2 separate regions of the Homo sapiens genome follow, and region 1 is linked to region 2. A link is a contact called in ENCODE Hi-C or POLR2A ChIA-PET data. All regions are on one chromosome and are shown on one strand. Each heading gives the region's core, a stretch centred on a gene start or an enhancer-like site at or near the end of the contact. The rest is flanking DNA. Distances are from core to core; before and after follow the strand shown. Region 1 overlaps CTSC (cathepsin C). Region 2 overlaps LOC101929174 (a long non-coding RNA gene).

Region 1 (3,535 bases), core at 906-3,405, 120 kb after region 2:
AAGAAAGAATTTAGGGCGAGTCCTCAATGCAAAGTGAAAGCAAGTTTATTAAGAAAGTAAAGGAATAAAAGAATGGCTACTCCATAGACAGAGCAGCCCTGAGGGCAGCTGGTTGTCCATTTTTATGGTTATTTCTTGATTGTATGCTAAACAAGGGATGGATTATTCATGCCTCCCCTTTTTAGACCATAGAGGGTAACTTCCTGACATTGTCATGGCATTCTTTTTTTTTTTTGACAGAGTCTCACTGTGTTGTCCAGGCTGGAGTGCGGTAAAGCAATCTTGGCTCACTGCAACCTCTGCCTCCTGGGTTTAAATGATTCTCCTGCCTCAGCCTCCCAAGTAGCTGGGATTACAGGCATGACCCACCATGCCCAGCCAATTTTTGTATTTTTAGTTGAAACAGGGTTTTGCCATGTTGGCCAGGCTGGTCTTGAACTCCTGACTTCAGGTGATCTGCCTACCTTGGCCTCCCAAAGTGCTGCAATTACAGATGTGAGCCACCAAACCTGGCCTGTCATGGCATTCTTAAACTGTCATGGTGCTGGTGGGAGTGTAGCAGTGAGGAAGACCAGAGGTCACTCTCATCGCCATCTTGGTTTTGGTGGGTTTTAGCTGGCTTCTTTACTGCAGCCTGTCTGTTCTATCAGCAAGGTCTTTATGACCTGAATCTTGTGCTGACCTCCTATCTCATTCTATGACTTAGAATGCCTTAACTGTCTGGGAATGCAGCCCAGTAGGTCTCAGCCTCATCTTACCCAGCTCCTATTCAAGATGGAGTTGCTCTGGGTCAAACACCTTTGACAACATCATTAAGCCTCAGTTCTCACACTGTTTTTGTTTTGTTTGTGTGTGCAATGATGGGCAAATCTCTGCCTTATAGGATGGTAGAAAAAAGGAACTTAATATTGTAATGACTGTTTTGTGCCAGATAATTGCTTTAAACTGTATCAGCATCTTATTTAGTCCTGTTAATGATATGAATGTTATCTTCATAACAGCTGCCATTTTATTAAGGACTTATCAGAGAAAAACACTGTTCTAAGCACTTGTTACCCATTATTACATTGAATTTTCATAACAACCCTTTGAGGTAAGCATGATTATACCCACTTTAATAGAAGTGAACTGTAGTTTTGTAATGTTAGGTTCCTTGCCAAATGTTACACAGATAGTAAGTGATAAAATCATATGCCCTGAAATTACATTATGCTGCCAAACTTAAATTTCTTTTTTATCCTTTATATTAGTATATTCTTAGGTTTAAACAAGACAACTAGTTAACACATACTAGATTTTGTCCACAGTTCCTGGCTCATAACTCCCATAGCCCTTGTCACTATCTTTTAACGTTGGGGCACATTAGGCCTCAGAAGTAGGCCTCAGAAAACAGAGTCTCTCTCTCTCTCTCTCTCTGATCTTCTTCCGCCCTCCTCTCACCTGCCCAGGGCAGCACTCTAATCTTCTCCTGCCTTTCTGATCTTGGGTCATAAGACCTTCATTTCCAAAGATGTCCTGTGTCATACCCTAAAGGAAGGAACACTGAACAGAGAGAGGCTCAGAAGAATCTGGACAGGCCTTGCTGTGTTTACATCATTCCCTTTATGTCCAGTCACATCTCTACATGGTTGTCAGTTGTGCCTATTTGATGAAGTCCCCATATAAGGCTCACAAGGACAGGGTGCAGAGAGCTTCCAGATAGCTGAACAAGTGGAAGTTCCTGGAGGGTGGCGTGTTCAGGGAGGGCATGGAAGCTGTGTGCCCCTTCCCCCATACCTTGCCCTACTCATTTCTTCATCTGTTTCATTTGTAGTATCTTTTATAATAAACCACTAAACATTAGTTAGTATTTCTCTGAGTTCTGTGAGTCACTCTAGCAAATTAATTGAACCCAAGGAGGGTGTCATAGGATCCCCACATTATAGCTGGTTGGCCAGAAGCACAGGTAAACAACCTAGGGCTTTCAATTGGCATGAGAAGTAGGGGGCAGTTTTGTGGGACGGAGCCCTCAGCCTGTGAGATCTGATGCCATCTCTAAGTACACAGTGTCAAAACTGGATTGGAGGACACCCAGCTAGTATTCACTGTGAAATTGGTTGCTTGCTTGATTTGTGGGGAAAAACCCACATGCATTTGATCACAGAAGTCTTTTGTGTTGACAGTTGATAGTGTTCAGTGAGAGAATTAAAAAAAAATTGAGTTTCTTCTTCAACATACTCTCTCAATGTGAAACCACAGAAACTATTTCCATTCAAAGATGGAAATGGTTTGTTTGCATCTTAGTTTTTATTTATACATCTTAGAAGAAATGTCCAAGCTTTGTTTTTTCTCTCACCCTATATATAAAATTACCTATGAGGCACAGATTTTTATGATCCTTGATTATATAGACTTTGTCCAAATTGTGTGTTTTATAGCATTACTGTAACTTGTTATAGTAATCTTTGTGTATATTATGTCTCTTAACATTGTCTTCCATATTGTTAATGACCATCTCATATTTATCTCTGTATCATGTATATCTTCAACCAATGTGACTGGCTTAGGAGAAAAAATTAGTGAACAATTAACTAGTGTTTGTGTAATCTATACAATTGTCAAGGTTACAATTGCTATTTTTGAAGAAATCGTTGTTGTTTTTCTCTTTGTTTCATCTCAGTTCCATTTTGTCATGTATTCTTTTTTTTTTTTTTTTTTTTTTTTTTGAGGCGGAGTCTTGCTCTGTCACCCGGGCTGGAGTGCAGTGGTGCAATCTCGGCTCACTGCAAGCTCCACCTCCTGGGTTCATGCCATTCTCCTGCCTCAGCCTCCCGAGTAGCTGGGACTACAGGCACCCGCCACCACGCCCAGCTAATTTTTTTTTGTATTTTTAGTAGGGACGGGGTTTCACTGTGTTAGCCAGGATGGTCTCAATCTCCTGACCTCGTGATCCGCCCGCCTCGGCCTCCCAATGCTGGGATTACAGGCGTGAGCCACCGCGCCTGGCCCCTTGTCATGTATTCTTAACCTGTGTTATATCTAAGAGAAGCTGTGAGAGACGGGACCATTTGTGGATAGGTGCAGAGGGCATGAAGTAGCCCAGAAAGAATCTTTGCCATTGACTAAATTTTAGCCTAGTAAAAAACATCTGGTAACCACTGAAAAACTAGAACAGTGTGATATGACAATGCCCAGTTGAATAAGAAATTCAAATAGTTTATAGTAACAAAAAATAATTTTTACCACATTGTGACTAGTGCCCTAAAAACAAATTTGAAGGAGCAGAGAGAGAGAGGAAGTGAGTTTTCGCTGGGGGCTGGTGAGTGGAGGCTACTTTATGAGCAGTTTTGAAAATTACAAGTTAGGGAAAAACTCTTAGGGGAGTTTTAAGTGGTGAGCAACAGGCACTTGAGGTTACAGGAGCAGCAGCATAAAGATATAGAACAGAGAGGCCATTTGGCAGTCTTGGGGAAACTCCAAGAAGTCGAATGTGTCTAAAGCTGTGGTTCTCTCTCTGTGTGTGTGTGTGTGTGTGTGTGTGCGCGCGTGTGTTTGT
Region 2 (3,149 bases), core at 529-3,028:
TTATAGCCTGAAAACAGAGGAAAAAATTGATAAAATGAAGAAAATGGTAATAGCCACATCACTAGAATGTTCTTGAGATAAATTAGCTGATAAATGGGTAAAATGTAAAGACTTAACGAGGTATGGATAAGACATGGTAAAAACATCAGTAAAGGATGAAGGACATCATCTCTATTAATACAGCAAATAAGTGGCTCAGCCATTTACCCATGTCCTTGAGCAAGTCACTTTATCATCTTTGCACCTTTCTGCTCAAATGCAAAATTGAAGTAAAAGTTGTATCTACCTACATATGTTAATAAATGTAAAATGCTTAACCCAGAACCTAGCATGCACTAAATTCTCCTTAAAGATTAATGAAACACTAGTATGTATTCTTAAACGCCCTTTGAAAGTTTAGGAAGGTTTTGTTTGTTTGTAAGAATTAAAGGAGGCTTCATGATGAAGGAGGTATGTTGTCTGTGTTTTGTTTTGTTTTAATTTATTTTATTTATTTATTTATTTATTTATTGTTTGAGACAGCCTCACTCTGTTGTCCAGGCTGCAGTCCAGTGGTGCGATATCGGCTCACTGCAACTTCCGCCTCCCGGGTTCAAGTGATTCTCCTGCCTCAGCCTCCCAAGTAGTTGGGATTACAGGAGTGCACCACCACGCGCAGCTAATTTTTGTATTTTTAGTAGAGACGGGTTTCACCATGTTGGCCATGCTGGTCTTAAACTCATGGCTTCAAGTTATCCATCCGACTTGGCCTCCCAAAGTGTTAGGATTACAGGCGTGAGCCACCATGCCTGGCCTGTTGTCTTTGTTTTAAAAAGTAGGTAGCATTTGGACATAGAAAGACAAGGAGAAAAATCTAGGGAATTTTTTCTAACCTAGAGAATTAAACAGGTACATTTTGCCGGCCGGCACTATGGCATATGGTAGGCAAGAAGCAGTAGGGGTGGAAAGAAGAGAGAGGTAATCTGGAGACTTCTAGTCAGTCCAACCCTTGGCATTTCACAGACTGGAACCCATAGAGTCAATATAGAAACTGAACCAGACCCTTTATTCTGGAGGAATTTCCAGTAGATAATTAAAATTCAGTTTTTACTGCTTGGTCTAGTCTGTTAAAAAAAAAAAAAAAGGAAAAAGTCAATTTTAAAATTGTTCATCAAATTATCTGCTCTGTTTTTTACAATTAGAAAGATACTTACCTTTCCTAAGTCAAGGTCTTACACACAGACACACACACACACACACACACACACACACAATTTTACCTAGTAATTAATACAGAAATCCTATCCCACCTTTTTGACTTTTCTACTCCACCCACATCCCCTAACCCAGGACAATTTCAGCCACTACAAACAAAAAAACTAGCTGATAGAAGTGTAACCCAAACAAATTATTAACAACAACAGCAACAACAATAACATAAATGTTTATTGCATATCCCAATAGGCTTAACCAGCATTAAAATGATAAAGAAAACCTCATTCTGTCTCATCGTCAACTGTTCTACTCTAAAAAAATCTGTTAAAGGTAAGAAATATTTTTTAGAAAGTCAATAAACAAAAAGAAAAAAAAAAAAGTCCCCTGGAGAGTATTAGAGTGTTTACCACTGGGAGAGAGCTGCCCTCTGAAGAATAAAGCCAAATTACTGGCTTTTCTGAGCCTCACTGATGGGGGGAGAGAGGAAGAATTAAGACAGCTGTTCTTGTCTTAGTTGGAGAAGCTGCGAAGAGGAAACTGTGGGTGGTATGTCTGCTGAGTAAGACTTCTCAGAAAAGTGGTTCCTCCAGTTTTCAGGTTCCTGGAGGCCCATGACAGGCTACTTCCTAGCACTCATTCTGAAGACTTTGGGGTCAAGAGCAGCCCTGGCCCCCTATCCCTACTACCTACTGCTATCTCATATTTCCTGTGCTTTGGGGCTTTTCACCTAATAAATAACTGTCCTTTGAGTAAAAACACACCCTCCCAAATGCCAAATATATTTTAGTAATGAACTAGTGCAGGAATGGCCCTTTGAAACTTAGAACAGGCCTCACTGAAAAATAGTACATTCTTGTGACTTTAACCTAGGGTCTTCTATGCTAGTTCAGCTTAAATCCTCTGTTATCTCATTATGGAAAACTCACTTTTGTAGGGTTCCTCTAATTTTCTGCAAAAGCTTCAAATATTTGTTGTTTTAAGTCCTCCTTGTCCATAGAGTCTGACTATGAAAATGGAAAGAATCTTATTTTTAAGGTAGTCTAGCCCCTTAGACTAGTCCAGATTTGACTTCTCCAAGCAACATAATTCAGAGAGCTCTTCAAATAAATGATGCTATGATCCTATCTGGGCATCACCCCAGGAGGCAAGTGTCAGAGGTGCCTCAGACTTCTGGACGCAGGCTCTTTGCACTTACTGCAAAGCCTTACTGTCTCCAGAACACTTCCTTTCTGTTTTCCCTCTCCATCTTGTATTAGGATTCTCTTACCCGTACCGACATCCCATCTCCTTCATGTCTATCAAATCTTGCTAGCAGGAAGGCTGAGATCAATCACATATGGCTCAGTTTGAATTTGAATCCCTACACTCACTGTAACGAAGGAGAAGATTTGCTCTTGACTTGGAGAATTTTAGATTCTTCTTATTTATATGACCAAGAAGAGAAGTTTAAGGGAAGCCTCAAAATTATACCACAAAAACATTTGCTCACTTAGCCCAAACATAAGGCAGATATTGAATATGGTGAAACATGGGCTGGAAAGAGTTGCAAAATTCACTCCCCCCTATGCCCTGGGTCCCTCCTCAGCAGGGACAGCCAAGTTGTTTCCGGCTGACAGCAAACCAGTCCTGATATCCTGTTCTCATGACACACTCAGGCCCTTCACTGTTTCTGTTCATTCCTGACTATCTTTATACCAGTTGGAAATCCTGCTGCCGCAGAAACTAAAAATGACTCAAAAGCACTCCCTCTCTTTCTTCCAAAATTGTGTTTCTGCACAGCCTGTTCTGTGACCATCACATGACTCCACATTTGCTCATCTGTTCTTATCTGCCATCAAGTCCTGCAGGTCTTTCTCTGGAATCCTGTCCCCAACTCATTGCTCTTTCTCGTCTCTCCACAGCCTGGTTCTGAGACAGAGGGCAGCAATTTCTCATCCCAAATGCCTCGTCTGGGC

The links. Hi-C counts contacts between places; a loop is a spot of excess contacts on that map. ChIA-PET counts read pairs that join two places held with the same protein, here RNA polymerase II (POLR2A). Pooled maps may share reads with other maps.
Region 1: a pooled map shows a loop between it and region 2 (2.9-fold over the local background). The contact joins two enhancer-like sites. A Hi-C loop is called at or near these places in 2 of 168 maps with a recorded cell type or tissue (GM12878 and natural killer cell), 13 of 37 single-sample maps with no recorded cell type and 9 of 50 pooled maps. POLR2A ChIA-PET finds 5 or more read pairs at or near these places in 1 of 52 experiments (T-cell).

The regions. Positions count from the first base shown.
Region 1 is chr11:88,301,796-88,305,330 of GRCh38, reverse strand. All of the region lies in intron 4 of CTSC (cathepsin C), which reads left to right. Among named protein-coding and RNA genes, the nearest start is that of CTSC, 34 kb to the left of the region's middle. RefSeq lists an enhancer at 1,868-1,927. Within about 2 kb of position 2,155, at least 3 of the 41 ENCODE cell types and tissues checked have a DNase peak (open chromatin) inside an H3K27ac peak, as active enhancers do; they include GM12878 and natural killer cell, where a contact is called at or near this core.
Region 2 is chr11:88,420,345-88,423,493 of GRCh38, reverse strand. It overlaps LOC101929174 (a long non-coding RNA gene), which reads right to left. Exons shown (of 5, transcript NR_188511.1): 3 at 1-7. Among named protein-coding and RNA genes, the nearest start is that of GRM5-AS1, 83 kb to the left of the region's middle. RefSeq lists a cis regulatory region at 1,581-1,956. Within about 2 kb of position 1,778, at least 12 of the 41 ENCODE cell types and tissues checked have a DNase peak (open chromatin) inside an H3K27ac peak, as active enhancers do; they include GM12878 and natural killer cell, where a contact is called at or near this core.